Regions from separate parts of the Homo sapiens genome. Here region 2 is linked to region 1. Evidence: read pairs that join two places in POLR2A ChIA-PET (ENCODE). Cell type or tissue: Panc1. All regions are shown on one strand. Links, peaks and the distances in the headings refer to the core of each region. The heading gives the core; the rest is flanking DNA. Region 1 has its middle 7.6 kb from the start of PDSS2. Region 2 overlaps SOBP (sine oculis binding protein homolog).

The links. Peaks named below come from ENCODE experiments on the same cell type or tissue, not always from the same donor. Only the 100,000 strongest peaks of a DNase experiment are listed, where the experiment ranks them.
Region 2: POLR2A ChIA-PET joins it to region 1 with 19 read pairs; 8 of 35 experiments call an interaction of 5 or more read pairs at or near these places.

The regions. Positions count from the first base shown.
Region 1 is chr6:107,462,408-107,471,922 of GRCh38, forward strand. No RefSeq gene overlaps it. Among named protein-coding and RNA genes, the nearest start is that of PDSS2, 7.6 kb to the left of the region's middle. In Panc1, for the core only: no CTCF peak of the experiment used is centred there; no DNase peak of the experiment used is centred there; H3K27me3 peaks cover 513 bases.
Region 2 is chr6:107,645,233-107,654,747 of GRCh38, forward strand. All of the region lies in intron 6 of SOBP (sine oculis binding protein homolog), which reads left to right. Among named protein-coding and RNA genes, the nearest start is that of SOBP, 160 kb to the left of the region's middle. In Panc1, for the core only: no CTCF peak of the experiment used is centred there; no DNase peak of the experiment used is centred there; H3K27ac peaks cover 3,963 bases.

The sequences.
Region 1 (9,515 bases), core at 418-8,417:
CCACACTCAGGGACTTCCCCTTGGCATCGGAGTTGTTTTGGAGACAGCACGCTGACAAAAAATGATCACAGTTCCTCCTCTACCTTTTTCAGGATTCTGAAGCTTATACCAGTAGAACTCACTGGGCACTCTGCATTCTACTGACCTTAGAAAGAAGTAAGGTCATATTTGATGTCCTTTTCTTTGGCTGGAAACCCGAGCCAGCCTTGGAAAATACAAGCTCTTAACAAGGATAGTGCTGTGGGCGCTGGCATTTCCATGATTAGGTGAGTGGAAATAGATAGAGATATTGCAGCCACCCTCCTTATGTCACCCTCAATACAATCACCTATTGTTTATCCTGAGAGAGTTCTTCCAAAGGCAGATGAAAGCGTCGTGGTGTATCTTGGGCAAAGATGATAAAAGGAGGCAAAAATCCAAAAGTTTGACCACCTACTTGGTTAGCAGGCTATGGAGATGCCACATAGTGCCATTGAGAATGCAAAATGGTACATGGCAGCTATGGAAGGGAATTTGATAATCCTCAGCAAAATTACATATATATTGCCCTTTGCCCTAGAAACCCAATTCTAGGAAAATATCCCAAATAATGACTTAAGCACAAGGTTATTCATTGCAGTATTATTTGTAATAGCAAAAGATTGGAAACAATCCAGATAACCCCAAATAAGAGATTGGTTGAACAAACTCGAGTAGATCTACACAATGAAACTATGCAACTGTGAAAAAGAACGAGGGCCATTTCTTTACACTGAGGTGAAATGATCTCCGAATATATATTAGTGTAAAAAAAAAAAAAAACCAAAGTGCAGAACAGTATATGTGCTTTTTTTTTGTAAGATAGCTAAACTACAAATGAGTATTTGCATATATTTGGAATAGGAGGAAACAGGTGGAGGAGACAGGCGTGGAAGCTAGACTACTCTGAATAAGCCTTGGCTATATGGTTTTGATTTTAGAATCATGTATATGTTTTACATTTTCAAAATAATTTCAAATCCGAAAGAAAAATGCAATTCCTAAAATTTGAAAACAAATAATCTAACTGTATATTAAGTTGGTGGCATAACCATACCAAGTAAACACTTTAATTACTTTAGAAAATATTGTTTTCACTGTACAATCAGAATATATGCTCAGGATAAATAGAACTACAAAGATATCTTAAGCTTTAGTCAATAGTCTTATTGGTGGTTGAAATACAGATACTATTATAGTACTTTCAAACTATTCATGTATATATAGGTAAAAATTACTAGAGTTTTTAGGAACAGTGATTTTCAGAGTAAGTAGAATCCATGTAATATTAAAGTTGAATTAGAAAGAATATGAACTTATGATTCTTTTCTTTTTAAAAAATGTTTTTCTTATATCCCAGTAAGAATTATTAGGGGAAAAAAAGCATTTTACTTCCTTTGTCCCTTGGAAAGGCCTAGAAGTAATGACAATTTTGTAGTAATAAGCATCTTTAGCATTCACATTCTTTTTTTTTTTTTTTTTTTGAGACACAGTCTCTCTCTGTCACCCAGGCTGGAGTGCAGTGGCGCAATTTCAGCTCACCACAACCTCAGCCTCCTGAGTTCAAATGATTAGCATGCCTTAGCCTCCTGAGCAGCTGGGACTACAGGTGTGTGCCACCACACCCAGCTAATTTATATATATATATTTTATATATATATATATAAAATATATATAATATATATATATTTTACAAATTTAGAATGTTTTATATTTTGAAAACACTTCCAGTTTAATTGTTTTCTTGGTTATCTTATGTATTTTATAATTATGCATTCACCACATACCCTGAGAAGGCTCCATCAGTTGCCTCCAGAAGCACAGAATGACCAGGTGCTGGGTGGAATTTCAAATGCAGACCTTCTTTCTGACTGGTCCTCTCTGTATGTTCTTCTGCCACTCGCAATTCATAGCTGTGTTTTTTTTTTAATTTTTTTTAATTTTATTATTACTATACTTTAAGTTTTAGGGTACATGTGCACAATGTACAGGTTTGTTACATATGTATACATGTGCCATGTTGGTGTGCTGTACCCACTAACTCGTCATTTAGCATTAGGTATATCTCCTAATGCTATCCCTCCCCGCTCCCCCCACCCCACAACAGGCCCCGGAGTGTGATGTTCCCCTTCTTGTGTCCATGTGTTCTCATTTTTCAGTTCCCACCTATGAGTGAGAACATGCGGTGTTTGGTTTTTTGTCCTTGCGATAGCTGAGAATGATGGTTTCCAGCTTCATCCATGTCCCTACAAAGGACATGAACTCATCCTTTTTTATGGCTGCATAGTATTCCATGGTGTATATGTGCCACATTTTCTTAATCCAGTCTATCGTTGTTGGACATTTGGGTTGGTTCCAAGTCTTTGCTATTGTGAATAGTGCCACAATAAACATACGTGTGCATGTGTCTTTATAGCAGCATGATTTATAATCCTTTGGGTATATACCCAGTAATGGGATGGCTGGGTCAAATGGTATTTCTAGTTCTAGATCCCTGAGGAATCGCCACACTGACTTCTACAATGGTTGAACTAGTTTACAGTCCCACCAACAGTGTAAAAGTGTTCCTATTTCTCCACATCCTCTCCAGCACCTGTTGTTTCCTGACTTTTTAATGATCGCCATTCTAACTGGTGTGAGATGGTATCTCATTGTGGTTTTGATTTGCATTTCTCTGATGGCCAGTGATGATGAGCATTTTTTCATGTGTTTTTTTGGCTGCATAAATGTCTTCTTTTGAGAAGTGTCTGTTCATCTCCTTCACCCACTTTTTGATGGGGTTGTTTGTTTTTTTCTTGTAAATTTGTTTGAGTTCATTGTAGATTCTGGATATTAGCCCTTTGTCAGATGAGTAGGTTGTGAAAATTTTCTCCCATTTTGTAGGTTGCCTGTTCACTCTGATGGTAGTTTCTTCTGCTGTGCAGAAGCTCTTTAGTTTAATTAGATCCCATTTGTCAATTTTTTTTATATTTTTAGTAGAGATAGGATTTTGCCATGTTGGCCAGACTGGTCTCGAACTCCTGACCTCAAGTGATCTGCCTGCCTCAGCCTCCCAAAGTGCTGGGATTACAGGCGTGAGCCACCACGCCTGGCCACATTCTACTTTAAAAAACATCATTTCCGTTGAAAAGAAATGAGGCTCTTTGGAGATATGGCAGATTTTTGTCTGGGGCAAGAAATGTGTATGATGAAGCTTGAACATCTTGTGCCAGAAATCAAGGAAGCTATTAAAGTCCAAAGGGACAGGTCAGAGGCACAAAGGGATCAGCATAAAGGAGCTCCCACTGGCTGAAAAGAGGACAATCTTACCCAAAAAAGTAAGAACTACAACTGATTGGAATTCATTGATTACATATAAATCGATGAGTTTATTATTAGCTGTAACTGGGACAATACTCTGAATATTTGCAATGTAATAAAAGAATTGAGCATTTATCCTGTCTTTCCTGTGTGAATTATATTTAGTGATGTCTTAGCCTGGCTTACCCCCTTGAAAGTTGAACCTAAGACAAGGGCTGACTTTTTAGGTAGTTTATTTTGGACAGTGATCTCAGGAAGCAGAAGTGGATGACTAGGGAGAGTGAAACAGAGAGAGTCAGTACAAGGGTGTTCTCTAGTTTGTCATCACTGTGGGCAATGAGGCCTTGAGCCATGTAGAATATACTTCATAATTGTCAGCTTGATGCAAGAAGAGAGCAGTTACTTATTAGCTCCCTTCTTCCATTGGTCCAAGTTTCCTCCTTGGGGCCTGAGCCCCCTCATACTTCTAAGCTGTCATGTGTGAGTGCTAGGCAAATGTCCCTTCTTTATAGTGTCAGAGGAACTCAGGGACAGAAATTGAGATGTATGCAATGCAGATGAGGAGAGATGCTCTCAGGTTACACCTGCAGGAAGCAGGTTGCTGCATCAATGGCTTTAGTAAAAGGTGGGCTGAGAGGATGAGAAACAGGGAACAAACCACTTCTAATGGGGTAATCAGATGTCCCAGATTGATGAAGGAAAGTTCTACTTTATAAAAATAATTACGTCAAATAAAAGAGAAGTAATAGAATTAGGAAATCACCATTTTACAATTCCTCATGAATTAGTTGATTTAGGCAACAATTATCAAAATGGAAGGCTGATAGGGAACCCTGCAATGAAGGTCTCAGGCTAACACCACCTGTAACTATTAATCAATCTCAGTGTCACTATGAGTGGGGAGTCCACCCATATGTGCCTCCTGATATGGTGCTTTATGAAATACATACCACCACCTAAGAAATATTTTAGCCAAAACAGTTGAATCTAAATCTCATCAAGTCTTGAGGACTAACTTCCAATCTTCTAGAAACATAGGAGAGGTAGAAATAAGTAAAATGGCATAACAAGGAAGCCAATGGACAAATCCAGCCTATGGGATAGTCTGCAAGCCAACTGCCTGGGTCTCTTCAACAGGACAAGGGAGGAAGAAGGGAGTAAAGGGACTCCCCTAGGTTGAAAGATTTTAAGAGGCAGAGCAAACCAAGTGTAATGTGTAGACCTTGTTTGGATTCTCATTCTAACTAACTGTTAAATGTAAGTTTTGAGACACTCAAAGAAATTTGAATATAGTTTTCATACACTAGGTATTGCAAAAGACTTATTAATTGTACATGTGAGTCTATAAGAAAATGTTCATATTTTTAAGTGATGGATACTAATGTATATAGGGATAAAATAACACAATGCCAGGAATGTGCTTTAAGACACTTCAGGAAGGGAAAAATAGATGAAAGAAGTATGTTAAAAGAAGTATATTTAAGTTACTAAATTATTAGGTAACTTATTATGCTGCAGTAAATTACTGATACAATTATCTATTAATCTTTTTATAATTTAATACATAAAGTGAACCTGCCACTAACACAAGAACTAGAATATTGATCATAGCTTACTTCTATCTATGTGACCTTTCTCCATCCCTTTCCCCTTACTTACCAAATAAATCTTTATCCCAAATCTTGTATTTGTCATTCCATCACTTTTCAAAAATATAATTTAATAATATATGTATTCTTAAAAATATGTCATTTAACAGTAGTTTGTTAGTTTTAAGTTAAAAATGAAGTTTCATGCCAGATGTAATTTTCTGTGGCCTTTTTAATTTATTCAACATTATTTTGCCAAGATTCACCCAAATCATACATACATAGTGGCAGTTCATTTGTTTTGACTGTTGTATAGTATCCATATCCACTCTTCTGTCAGTGGACATTGGGTTTGCTCTGGGGTGTTTTCTATTACAACAATGCTGCCATGAACAGGTTTACAAATGCCTCCAGGTGCACATGGCAAGGATTTATATCTAGCATTGGAATTGCTTGGTTGTAGAGTAGATGAATGAGCCAAACAGCTTTCCAAAGTGGCTATACCAATTTACACTTCCACCAGCCATTTTTGAGAGATCCTCTCATCACTTGATACTGTCAGATTTCTTAAAATTTCTACACAAATGGGTATAAAACAGAATCTCATTATGGTGTAGATATGCATTTCCCTTATCACTAGGAAGATAGCTGAATGCACTTTCCATATTGTAGATTAGCCCTCAAAGATGGTGTGGGAAGTTAGAACTGTAATTCTTTATTGCAGTTGTTCTCTTTGGTTTAATTTTTAAGTCTTCCCGTCTCAGATCCTCACTCCTCATATTCACAATAGTCCTTTCTTGCCATTTCCTTTAATGTTCTAAGTGTTTGACCTTAGAACAACTGTAGTTAGAGAGGAAATGGACCAAGACCTACTCTCCTTTTTTCTAGTTTCTCTCCCTACAGGGCAGCAGTGTGGAATTGACTTGTGGAATTGACTAGCGGTGCTGCTAGTTAATTTCACACTAGGATTAGCTCAACAGGGGAAGAAGTTGGTCCTTTTCTTTTACAAAGGCTCTTTCTGGGGGACTATTTTCTTTTAGAAACTTAGAATGAAAAGAAAAATCCGCTGAGAGGGTTTTTACTTGAATTGTAGACAGTATTATAAAATAGCCATCTAGGTTCTACACCTCTGTCCTAAATTAACTGTATGATCAGAGGCTAGTTACTTAACACCCTGAGTTTAAAATTACTCATTTGTAAAACAGAAGTCAATAATCTCTTGAGTCCATTTAAGTGCCAAAATGTTTTTATTCCATGAACAAAATTAGCTAGTAAACTGACTTGTTCCTTAAGGTAATTTCATCTTCTCCACTTACTTGCTTCCTACCAACCTGATTGATCTTGGCATTAACACAGGTTAAAACTTGAGGCCCTAGGCTGGTCGTGGTGGCTTCTGCCTGTAATTCCAGCACTTTGGGAGTCCAAGGCAGGAAGATCACTTGAAGCCAGGAGTTCAAGACCAGCCTGGACAAAAGTGAGATCCTGTCTCTACAAAAAAATTAAACACACACACACACACACACACACACACACAAGATTTCAGACAGGGCCCTGTCATGCTTCTTGAATCGTTATGTTTGCCACTGCATCCCCAGAACTCAATACTGTATCTGCCAAAGAATAGGCACCACATAAATATTTGTTCATCAGTTGAATGAATAATGAATGAACAAGCTAGGTCTTTATGCTCCATTCCCATTTCCACTCCACCATCATACTCAAAATCAGAAGTTACTTGAGTTGTACTTTATTTATAATGAGACGATCAGGAAGCACAGAGTAGAGAATGTCTCCAGTACTACAAGTCTAGCTGGCTCTCCATTACTGTTTAAATGTTCCTCATGAATAGCAAAGTAACCACACCCAGCTGATCTCTGGGCTTGAGGACCAGATATCAGTATTTTTCAAATACTCTCCAGGAGGTTCTAATATACAGCCAGGTTGAGAATCACTATTATAGAAAAAAATAAAATACTCTACTCTTTATTTCTGTTACTTTTTGTTGGCTTTCTCTCTCTCTCTTGTTTCTGCATTTCTTTGTTCCTTTCTCCTTTATTTTTAAATAAATATTGGTTAGACTCCATTTTCTAGGGTTCTAGAGAAATTCTGGCAGATCTGAATACAGAAAACTCTCTTTCTGTTGCATAGAAGGCAGATATAGGTAATATCAGGTAACGGAGGGATGAAAACATACAGCATTTATTACATGTATATGGACGATAACTTCAAATTATATAGAGTTGTTAAGGCATCTTGTCAGTAACAGCTGCCCTAGAGTAATAAATATAACCCCTAAATTATATGACAATATTCCCTCTGTCTTAAAATACAATTTCCTCTAAAATTGGAAAGTGTTTCATTCAGGGATGGGTGTTTCCATGGTTAAAAAAAATAAATCAGTTTGGTCAGTTAATTCTAATAAATCATTTTTCAAAAATTTAGTGAAAAAACTCTGTTTTTTCTGTTCAAGGCATTCTGTTCATAAGTTCAATGACCAATTCAGTTAAGTCAATTTGAAGCCCCATGTAGACTCACCCTAATTTCTTTTTAGAAATAGCTATTAACAGTCCCCCCAAATTAAAGTCACATATTCAAAGCCTATTATGATGTGGCCATAGGTAAATGGACCTTTAAAAACTATTTCTTAGGCTGGGTGCAGTGGCTCATGCCTGTAATCCTAGCACTTTGGGAGGCTGAGGCGGGCTGATCACCTGAGGTCAAGAGTTTGAGACCAGCCTGACCAACATGGAGAAACCCCATCTCTACTAAAAATGCAAAATTAACCAGGCGTGGTGGCACATGCCTGTAATCCCAGCTACTCAGGAGGCTGAGGCAGGAGAATCACTTGAACCCGGGAGGCGGAGGTTGCGGTGAGCCGAGATCGCGCCATTGCACTCCAGCCTAGGCAACAAGAGCAAAACACCGTCTCAAAAATAAAAATAATAAAAATAATTAAAAAATAAAAACTATTTCTTTCATATAAAGCAATGTGTCATAAATGAGAGAGAGAGACTCCTTTATTAACCTTGGCAATATGGCAGTATGGAAGAGATATCAACTGGCTAGGCTGCAAAGAATTTGTAAAAGACCTTTTGAGAAAATCAGGTGACTAGGGCAATTTATGTAAGGTTATTGCCCAGAAACTGACACTCACATAAAAGAGATGTCATTGTCAACTACTACAGTGTCAGAGCTGTTTCTCAAAATTATCCTGGTTTAAATCAAGCAGAAGAGCTTACTCTAGTGTTTTCTGTTCTTTGAAATCATGCCATAAATAAACATCTGTAATAAATATGTCTGAACATTATAGGGCTAGTATGACTATGTTGGGAGTAATAGATTTGAAGTGCATGACGAAATAAAAGGAATATGCTGATGTCAAAGGAAGTAAAAGTTGCTTTATTTGTCTAAGAATAAAAGACATTGGGTCCCCAAAGTCTAAACAAAGAACAGCTCTACAAAAGATGCTCTTCCCATGGATAGTGACACAGCTCAGTGACAAGTGATCAGTCATGGGAGCCAGATGCCCTGTGTTTGAGTCCCAGCTTTGCTGTTAACCAACAGTACAATGTTGGGCAAATTATGTAACTTCTCAGTACTGTTGTTTTCTTATTGGGAAGAACAGCAATACCTATGGCAATGGGTAATTTTGAAGAGTAGCCTGAGTTCATAAAGTATGATCAGTGCCTGGCACATAGTAAGTTTATAACATAAACTTATTAATATTATTATTATTCTCCACTTTTCAAGGAAAAGTTCTCCTAACTTCAAATCAATAATAATTTGTGTGTGTGTGTGTATTTTCAGTAGAGATGGGGTTTCACCGTGTTAGCCAGGATGGTCTCGATCTCCTTACCTCGTGATCTGCCCGCCTCGGCCTCCCAAAGTGCTGGGATTACAGGCGTGAGCCACCGCACCCAGCCTAAATCGATAATAATTTTAAAAAGCTATAAAGTGTTTTTACTTCTTATGCTTTTAGGAATATAGCTCTTTTTAATTCTAGAACAAATCATACAATTTTCCCACATAACATAAGCATGTATAGTATATACATATAAAAGACAATTGGCTGGGCGCAGTGGCTCACATCTGTAATTCCCAACACTTTGGGAGGCTGAGGTGGGAGGATCACAAGGTCAGGAGTTTGAGACCAGCCTGGCCAATATGGTGAAACCCCATCTCTACTAAAAATACAAGAATTAGCCAGGCGCAGTGGTGCACACCTGTAGTCCCAGCTACTCCCGAGGCTAAGGCAGGAGAATCGCTTGAACCCGGGAGGCGGAGGTTGCAATGAGCCAAGATTGCACCATTGCACTCCAGCCTGGGCAACAGATCAAGACTCTGGCTCATTAAAAAATAAAAAAAAAAATAAGACAATTGAAATGCTGTGTTGCTCATGAATATTATGATGATGTTGTTTTAAGGAAGTTTGCAGTTGTATGGCTTAAAACTTCTTTTAGAGAGACATCTATTCTCTATTGAAAACATTTTTTGAATTAGACTTCTCTTAGAGTGGCCTCCTTGTAGCATTTTTTTAGTGGATTTTTTTTCTTTTTACTTTTTATTATAGAAGTTTTCAAACTTCACACAAAAGTAGAAAAAATAGGA
Region 2 (9,515 bases), core at 688-8,687, 180 kb after region 1:
AATGTATACTTAATTCATATATTACAATCTGCGAAACTTAATAACTCCTCATCATATCCAAACAGAGGGAAGCAGTCCCCTTTTGCTCATTCATAGTTCAGAGATAGTCTTCATTTATTTCCCTAGAGGGTAAAACATATCCATTTTGCACTAACAATATCTAATGCTGACTTTGCTCAGGTCTGTGTTATTAAAAGATGAGAGAGAGAGAGGGAAAGAGAGAAAAGAAAAAAAGTAGGGGAGGGTGTGTGGCAGGAGTCCTTGACTTGATTTGAAGAACTAATAACCTACTGAGAGACAAAAAAAAAAGCCAAGGTCACTTTTACAAGCAACATGCAGAACCTGCAAACTGATGTGACACTGCAGACAGTAGGCTTCGCAAGAGCAGGGACCGGGTCCAGTTCACTCATTGTTGTAACCAAGTGCCTAGCACAGGGGCTGGAAGAATGAGCACACAAGTATTCAGTGATCACATGAATGAAAGCGTCTCCATAGAGGAACAGCTAATGAAGCTGCCTTGATGTAGTGCCTTCTGGTCGATGAATTCTGAATTCTGAACCTGAGGAGGGATGTGGGCTGGCGATCAGGGGTGGAGAAATGAGGGGTGAAGTAGCATGTTAAAGGGCACAGACACAGAAAAGAGCAAGCTGTATTAGGGATGACCTTCCGGTTCACTTGGCTGGAACAAAGGGCTTGACCACAGAGGGTGAGAAGCATGAGGCTGGAGGAGAGTGGGAAGGTGGTAGAACAGGAGTTTGGGGAATTTGTACTCAATACATTGGGCAACGTCACTGTGGCCTCAAGCACAAGAATGACAAGATGAAATCTGTGTTTGAGGAAAATTACTTGAGCAGCTCTTTGTAGACTGAAAGACTGACATTGCTAAAGCTGATGGTTGCATTCTGATGGCAGGCTAATTGCCAGCAGTTGATTCTAAACATTGCAGAACGTCATCGCTGGAGTGCGAGGGACATGCGCTGCCAGATCTATGGGTTAAGTATGGAAAGCCATTGTCTCTGGACAGTGAGAAGAACTTTCTTTGTGCTAAGTGGGCCTAAGGAAATGTCACAATGCACGGTGGAAGGAAATCTCACAATCAACAGACCATTCCAGGATCTAAAGAAGGAAGATGCTGGCTTGGCTCCAGATGGCCACAGAAACAGAGGCCCCACCCTTCTGACCAACCAGCAGCTCTGAGCCTTAAGCCAGCAGGGAAGGGCAGATGTGGGCTGCTGTTTCATGCATGCACAGAGGCAGGCCCTGGCTCTTGCAGCAGCGGACTTCACGAATGTGGAATGTGGAGGTTACACAGCGATGCCTAGACTGTCTGTCCTTAGACCGAAGGGCAGCAGAAAGGCTCAGGGGGCTTGCTCTATATTCCTTAGACATCTCCGGAGATTTTCTCAGCATCAGAATCAGATCCTCCCATGGCCTGCGGCTACTTTTAAGAAAGTTTGGCAACCTTTTGGATATGTCCTCTTCTCTTTTTTGACTTTCCAGGCTGTAAACCTTCAGAAGCTTCCACATGTGGTGCCAGTGGGCTCCTGGTGGTGAAGGAAGGTGGCAGTGTGGTTTAGTGGAAAAGAATATCTGCTCTGGAGTTGGGCCAGCTTGGGTTCGTATCCCAGCAGAGACACTTACCAGGTGAGGGAGAAAGGGACTTCAGCTCTCTGAGCCTCAGTCTCTATGTCATGAGTAATGAGATTGCTGTAAGAGACAGGTAAGGAAATGTATAAAGTGTGGCTCATCACAGATGCCCTAAAATGGCAGTTGCCATCCTGTTAGAAAGGATGCATTGCCTAAGGACAGAGCTTGGGGCTGGAGTGAGACCTGCCTGGGTTTGAAAACTGGCTGGGTCACTTACCAGCTGTGAGGATTTGGACAAGTTTTATAACCTCTCTGGGCCTGCATTTTCTCATTAAATAATTATAATAGCTAATATTTATTGAACACTTTCTACATGTAGGCAGTGTTTAAATGCTACATACCAACAATGCATGAGACTTAGCATTATTAAGCCCATTTTGCAGATGAAGAGACTGAGGCTTGGAGAGGTTAAGTATGCCACCCAGAGTCATGTGGCCAGTAAATGGCAGTGCTGAGATACGACTGGCAGCCTGGCTCCAGAGTTTCCATGCAAAACCACTGTCCATGGCTTATGTGTAAAAAATGAAGATAATAACCCCTACTTTGTGCAGTTATCAGCTCCAATGTAAATAACAAGTTAAAATGTCCGGGAGCTACCTGGCTCGTAGTAGATGCTTATTACAAAAATTGTCATGATAGCCCCTACAGCCCAGAACTTCTTCCCTTGGATGTGTAATGGAAAATAATGAAACACTTCCACGTTGTCAACCTCAGAGGTTAGGGAAACCATTCCAGAAATTCTCATAAAATCTCTGGTTCCACTTTTACAAGTCGAGACTGCAACAAAGAGAGCGAGTGCCCAAGGTCACAGGGTGGCGCAGCCAGGATTAGAACCTGAGTCCTCATCTGCCTTTCCTCTCGGTGGAACATGGGATCTGACCGCAGCTGCTTCAGTTACATGCCCTGTGCCAAGCACCAGAGTCATATTTTTGCCACCCACGGCATGGCTTCCTCACATCAGGAAGCCAATTCCAGAGAGAAAATAGGTTGTGCCTGAACATCTAGGGTTGAGAGGTTAAAGGGTTGCAGGAAAGCAGTTAGTAACCACACTCTCCATCATTTTTGCTGTTGGGGGAGAAATCAGTATTATAGCTCTTACATTTTGCAATGGCATTTGTACTAATATGAAGCTTTCTCCCTCCCTCTCTCTGCTAATGGGCTGGTCATAAAGAATGAATCAAGTGTGGAGAAGACTGCTTTCCCAGACCTCATCTAAATCCTAAAATCTGCCGTTGACCCACAGGTCAAAGCTACTTGCCACATGAAGCTGCTTTTTTCTCTGTATTCTTTCTCTTTTACCTAGAATGCCTCTGTTCATATAACATAGAGAAGTAACACACTTAATCTTAACACAGTAAACATCTGGCTTTTTTGTCACAGGCAGAATTTTTGGAAGGCCGCAGTCTTGAGAGTCAGGGTGGTAGAAATCAGAAAAGGACAAGGACCCTGTCCTTTCCACTGACCCCTTGAATGAGTCTCTAAATTCATCTAGGATTTAGCATCTCCCACTTTAACAGGGACACAGTGACACCTGCTCCTGTAGTCACAGTGGGGAGAGGGGAGCAGAGCTGTGGGCCAGGGGCCTGCTGAGTTCCATGAACTGACATCAGCTAGTTCGTGTGTTGGATGAGACTTGATGAAAATGTGTGGTTTTTTTTTTTTCTTATGAAAAACTTTTCAGAGTTCTTGTTTGCAAATGCAGGGTGTTAGGCCATGTATGTCTCTAAGGCACTATACAGCTCTGACATTGTGACCCTGCCACCCTACTGTCAGGGCAAAGAAGGGGGGAGATGGAACATAGGCTAGGGGTCAGCTCTCCCAGCGGGAGGGGGAAACTTGACTTTGGGGTTCTAGAAGCTGGACTTCCATCCACCTTTTCCTATTTCTGGCAACCCTTCCTGGCAAAGTTATTCATCTGTAAAATGGAGATAGTAATAAATATTTCAGTAGCATTGCTGTTTGCTTCCAAGTGAAATAAGTATATAAAAATGCCTGGTGCTGTATTTGATGTAAATTAGGTGTGCAATAAAATTTGACTCCTAGTCTGGGCACAGCGGCTCATGCCTGTAATCTCAGGACTTTGGAAGGCTGAGGTGGGAGGATCATGAGCCCAGGAGTTTGAGACCCCATCTCTACAAAAAATTTAAAAATTAACTGGGCATGCCTGTAGACCCAGCTACTCAGGAGGCTGAGGCCCAGGAGTTTGAGGCTGCAGTGAGCTATGATCATGCAGCTGTCCTCCAGCCTGGGTGACAGAGCAAGACCTTGCCCCGCCCCCACTACCAAAAAAAAAAAAAAAAAAAAAAAAAAACCATCAGGAGCCATGGCTCATGCCTGTAATCCCAGCACTTTGCAAGGCCTAGAGGCCAAGACAGGAGGATCACTTGAGCCCAAGAATTTGAGACCAGTCTGGGCAACACAGGGAGACCCCATTTCTACAAAAAATCAGAAAAAAATTAGCCAGGCTTGGTGGTACATGCCTGTGGTCCCAGCTACTTGGGAGGCTGAGATCACTTGAGCCCAAGAGGTTGAGGCTGCAGTGAGCCATGATGGTGCCACTGCACTCCAACCTGGGTGACAGAGCAAGACCCTGTCTCAAAAAAAAAAAGAAAACTCCTTTCATTGAAGACATAAACCACAATGGGAAGTACTTAGTTCTGAAAGCCAGGGCATAGGACCTAGGCTCTTGTTCAAAATTTCCTGCAGAACAGCTCTATCATGTAATTCTTCTTTATTCTATTTTTCTTTTTTGGGAGTGAACAGAGCCATCTGCTATAGTGTGTTTGTTAAAAAAAAAAAAAAGAAGAAGAAAGAAAAAAGAAAACTACACTGTTAGTCATGAATCCCTCCATGGTTTTGGAAGAGGGCCTACCAGAGACCTGGTCATTTGGTTTGCTTAAACTTCCAGGTTCTGGAAAGAACTTAGTAAAGAGGATCCATTGTCCAAGGTGAAGATAAGGACTTACTTAAGTGAGTGCACAAGAAGGGGCTCCGTAGTTCTGGGTTCTTCGCCCCTCAGAAACTTTTAGAGGTCAGCAAGAAATAGCAATGACCACTTATAAGAAAAAACAGACTGCTCTCCCCTAACCCATAGAACCAGCAAAGGAAAACAACATTTTCATTTGTAAAATGAAGACTTAAAGATAGAGTTATCCCAGTAGGGAGTCTTACATGGTTGTAATTTTTACTGATTAACAAGTAAAATAAGGGATATAGCTAAAAGAAAAAGTTATTTAAAAATTAAAGAAAACAAGGCCTTATAATTGGTTAATTTTTATTGTTATTTTTATTTTATTTTTAGTACTCAGGAACCTTAGCTTCTCAGAGCCATAGGGTGAGTAGCATCACAGTGATGAAGCTGCGATTCAGACCAGAGCCTAACACTGAGCTAAGATGAAACTCACCCTTGGCTCCCATACCCTCTCCTTACCATGAGCTATAGACTCGAAAGGAGAAGGAATGTTTTTCAGTTGCAGGCATATCTCACTTTATCATGCTTCGCTTTATTACGCTTCACGAATATTGCCTTTGTACAAATGGAAGGTTTGTGGCAACCCTGTCAAGTCTATCAATGCCATTTTTCCAACAGCATGTGCTCACTTTATGTCTCTGTGTCACATTTTGGTAATTCTCACAATGTTTCAAACATTTTCATTATCATATCTGTTATGGTGATTTGTGATCAGTGATCTTGGATGTTACTATTGTCATTGTTTTGGGACACCATGAACTGCACCCATGTAAGAGGTAAACTTAGTCAATAAACGTTGGGTATGTTCTGACTGCTCCACCAACTGGCTGTTCCCCCATCTTTCTCCTTCTCCTTGGGCCTCCCTATTTCCTGAGATACAAGATTGAAAGTAGGCCAGTTAATAATTCTATGATGGCCTCTAAATGTTTAAGTGAAAGGAGGGCCTCTAAATGTTTAAGTGAAAGGAGGAGACCCATGTCTCTCATTTTGAATCAAAAGCTAGAAGTGATTAAACTTAGTGAGGAAGGCATATTGAAAGCCAAGACAGGCCAAAAGCAAGGCTACTTGTGCCAATCAAGTTGTGAATGCAAGGAAAAAGTCCTTGAAGGAAACTAAAATTGCTACTCCATGGCTAGGCACAATGGCTCAAACCTGTAATAATCCCAGCACTTTGGGAGGCTGAGGCTGGCGGATCGCTTGAGCCCAGGAGTTCAAGATTAGCCTGGGAAACATGGCAAAACCCTGTCTCTACAAAAAATATGAAAAATTAGCTGGGTGTGATGGTGCACACCTGTAGTCCCAATTACTCAGGAGGCTGAGGTGGGAGGATCACCTGAGCCTGGGAATTTGAGGCTGCAGTGAGCTGTGATCATGCCACTGCACTCCAGCCTGAGTGACTGAGATATTGTCTCTAAATAACAAATAAATAAAAATGCTACTCCAGTGAAGACACAAATGATAAGAAAGCAAAACAGCCTTATTGCTGATATAGAGAAAATTTGAGTGGTCTGGGTGGAAGATCAAACCGACCACAATATTTCCTTAATCCAAAACTTAATCCAGAGCAAGGCCCTAACTCTCTTCATCACTGAAGACTGAGAGAGGGGAGGAAGCTGCAGAAAAAGATTTTGAAGCTAGCAGAGGTTGGTTCATGAGCTTTAAAGAAAGAAGCTGTCTCCATAACATCAAAGTGCAAGGTGAAGCAGCAAGTGCTGATGTAGAAGCTGCAGCAAACTACCCAGAAGATCTAGCTAAGATCATTGATGAAGGTGACTACACTAGACAATAGATTTTCAATATAGATAAAACAGCTTTATATTGAAAGAAGATGCCAACTAGGACTTTCATAGATAGAGAGGAGTCAATGCCTGACTTCAAAGCTTCAAAGGACAGGCTGACTCTCTTGGTAGGGGCTAATGCTGCCGGTGACCTTAAGTGGAAGCCAGTGTTCACTTACTGTTCTGAAAATCCTAGGGCCTTTAAGAATTATGCTAAATCTACTCTGCTTGAGCTCTGTCAGTGGAACAACGAAGCTTGGGTGACAGCACATCTCTTGATACCATGGTTTACTGAATATTTTAAACCCACTGTTGAGACCCACTGCTCAGGAAAAAATAATTCTTTTAAAACATTACTGCTTATTGACAATGCATTTGGTCATCCAAGAGCTCTGATGGAGCGGTACAAAGAAATTAATTGTTTTCATGCCTGCTAACACAACATTCATTCTGCAGCCCATGGATCAAGGAGGAATTTTGACTTCCAAGTCTTATCATTTAAGAGATACACTTCATAAGGCTCTAGCTGCCATTGATAGTGATGCCTCTAACAGATTTGGGCAAAGTACATTGAAAATCTTCTGGAAAGGATTCACTATTCTAGATGCCATTAAGAACATTTGTGATTCATAGGAGGAGGTCAAAATATCAACATTAACAGGAGTTTGGAAGGAGTTTATTCCAACACTCGTGGATGACTTTGAAGGGTTCAAGAGTTCAGTGGAGGAAGTAGCTGCAGATATGATAGAAATAGCAAGAGAATTACAAGGGGAACCTAAATATGTGGCTGAATTGCTGCAATCTCACGATCAAACTTGAACAGATGAGGAGTTGCTTCTTAAGAATGAACAAAGAAATTGGTTTCTAGAGATAGAATCTGCTCCTGGTAAAGATGCTGTGAACAATGATGAAATTACAACAAAGGATTTAGACTATTCCATAAACTTAGTTGATAAAACAGCAGCAGGGATTGACTCAGTTTTGAAAGTGTTCTATTGTGGGTAAAATGTTATCAAATAGCATGGCATGACACAGAGAAATCCTTTGTGAAAGGAAGAATCAACCAATGTGGCAAACTTTATTGTTGTCTTATTTTAAGAAATTGCCACAGCCACCCCAGCCTTTGGCAACCACCACCCTGATTAGTCAGCAGCCGTCAGTATCAAGGCAAGACTCTCCACCAGCAAAAAGGTTATGGTTTGCTGAAGGCTCAGATGATTGTTAGCATTTTTTTTTTTTTACAAATAAAGTATTTTAAATTAAGAAATGTAAATTGTTTTTTAGACATAATGCTACTGCACATTTAATAGACTACAGTATAGTATAAACATAACTTTTATATGCACTGGGAAACCCTCCAAAAAAATGCATGTGACTTGCTTTATTGCAATGCTCACTTTATTGCAGTGGTCTAGAACCAAACCTCCAGTATCTCCCACGTATCTTCATCAGTTAATGAGCTATAAGAAAAGAGATGTCATCCTCTTCAAAAATGAGAACAATTTCTATCCTGCAAAAGCCATTTAAAAACTCTTCATGAAGCAATGGTTGATGGAGGAGAGAAGGAATCGTGTTTTGGTAAAAACCTTCCTTCCTGGGATGGGTTTGGTGTGGGGACCACTATCTGGCATCACACTCAGAGTTTATCAGCTAGTGCAGGCGGCTCTGTTCATTGACCGCAGGGCTCTACCCTTGTGAGTGTCCCAGAATAGCTGCGGCTACCTGAGAGCAATCCAGTCCTCAGGGACTCGTTATTGTCCCAGATAAACAGCGTTGCCGCAGCCAGCACGTAATGGCTGTATTTAACTGTGATAAGTGATGGGCAGACGTGCCCGAGTGAGTGGATCTCTGGTAGGGCCTGGGTAATTGGACAAAGGCAAGCTGGCTGGCAGCAGGCATTTCTTGCACATCATAGAATTGATGCCACAGGGTTTTAGACTCCTGGGGATAAATATGACAGACATGGGGAGCTTGCCTTCTAAATGAGGAAGACAGGACAGACCTACTGGATTTTGATTATGCTAATTACAAAAGTATTTGAGGAAGGAAATAATACAAGTTTAGAAAATGGGTTAGATTAATAGAGGCAGGCTTCCTGGTAGAAGTGGAATCTGCCACCACAGAAGAGCTAGTTTGGAAATGTTGGGATGTAGAATAAGACAGACATTTTTCTCTGAACACACATTTACTTTTGGGAGTGGTTGCCTGGAAGTTTTATGGAATGCTAACAGTGAAAGTCTTAGGCCATAAAGGTCAAAGAAGTAAAGGTGAGAGTGGCCATATTTTGACAGTATCAACATTGAGAGAATGTATTTAGACACAGTTTTGCTATCTATAATTCTCTGGAAAATTTTGTGTTATAAAGGTGGATGAGTATCTAGATCACATTCTTGGCCATGCTTCCCTGATAAAACAGAAAAGTGACTCACCAGGTGAACAGAGAGTCTCTCAATGCATTTGGTGTGCAGTTACGATTCCATGAAGAGAAATATTTCATTCCTCTGGCCAAAAGGGGCAGGCAGGCCTGGAATTCTGAAGATAGCTGGTCATACATGCCCGATGGAGACCATGCCTTGTGGTGCCAGCGTGTGTGTATGGTACATACATAGTACATGTATGATACATATATAGCATAAGAAATGGGCTTTTATTTGTATGTAATTGTGTGTGTCTGATGCTTCATGTAGCAGGGGTGGGTTATCCTGCCTTCAGACAAATGCCCAAATCAGAGGAAAACCCAAGTGTGAGGTACAATTGTGGCCACTTCCCCAGAATCCCCTGCTTTAAGGGGTATTCCACAAACCTCTGCCATAGATGTGTGTGTATGTTTGTGTGTACTGAGAGAAGGAGACTTTCTGAAATTTTGGAGTTCAGGGTCCAGAAGTTCATGGGCTTCCTTGTATACTGGTAACAGATTAATATTCAGTTGTTCAAGTTTATAATTCTACATATTTGATACTGGATTTTGTGGAAAGATTCCACAATCTGAGCATGTGAGAAATGGAAGACTTAATACTGAAGCTCACCCAGGCCCCCACTGCACAGAGGAAGAATCGAGGCTCTGAGGGATGGTGGCTGAGGAACACAGTGGAAGAATCGAGGCTCTGGGGGAGGGTGGC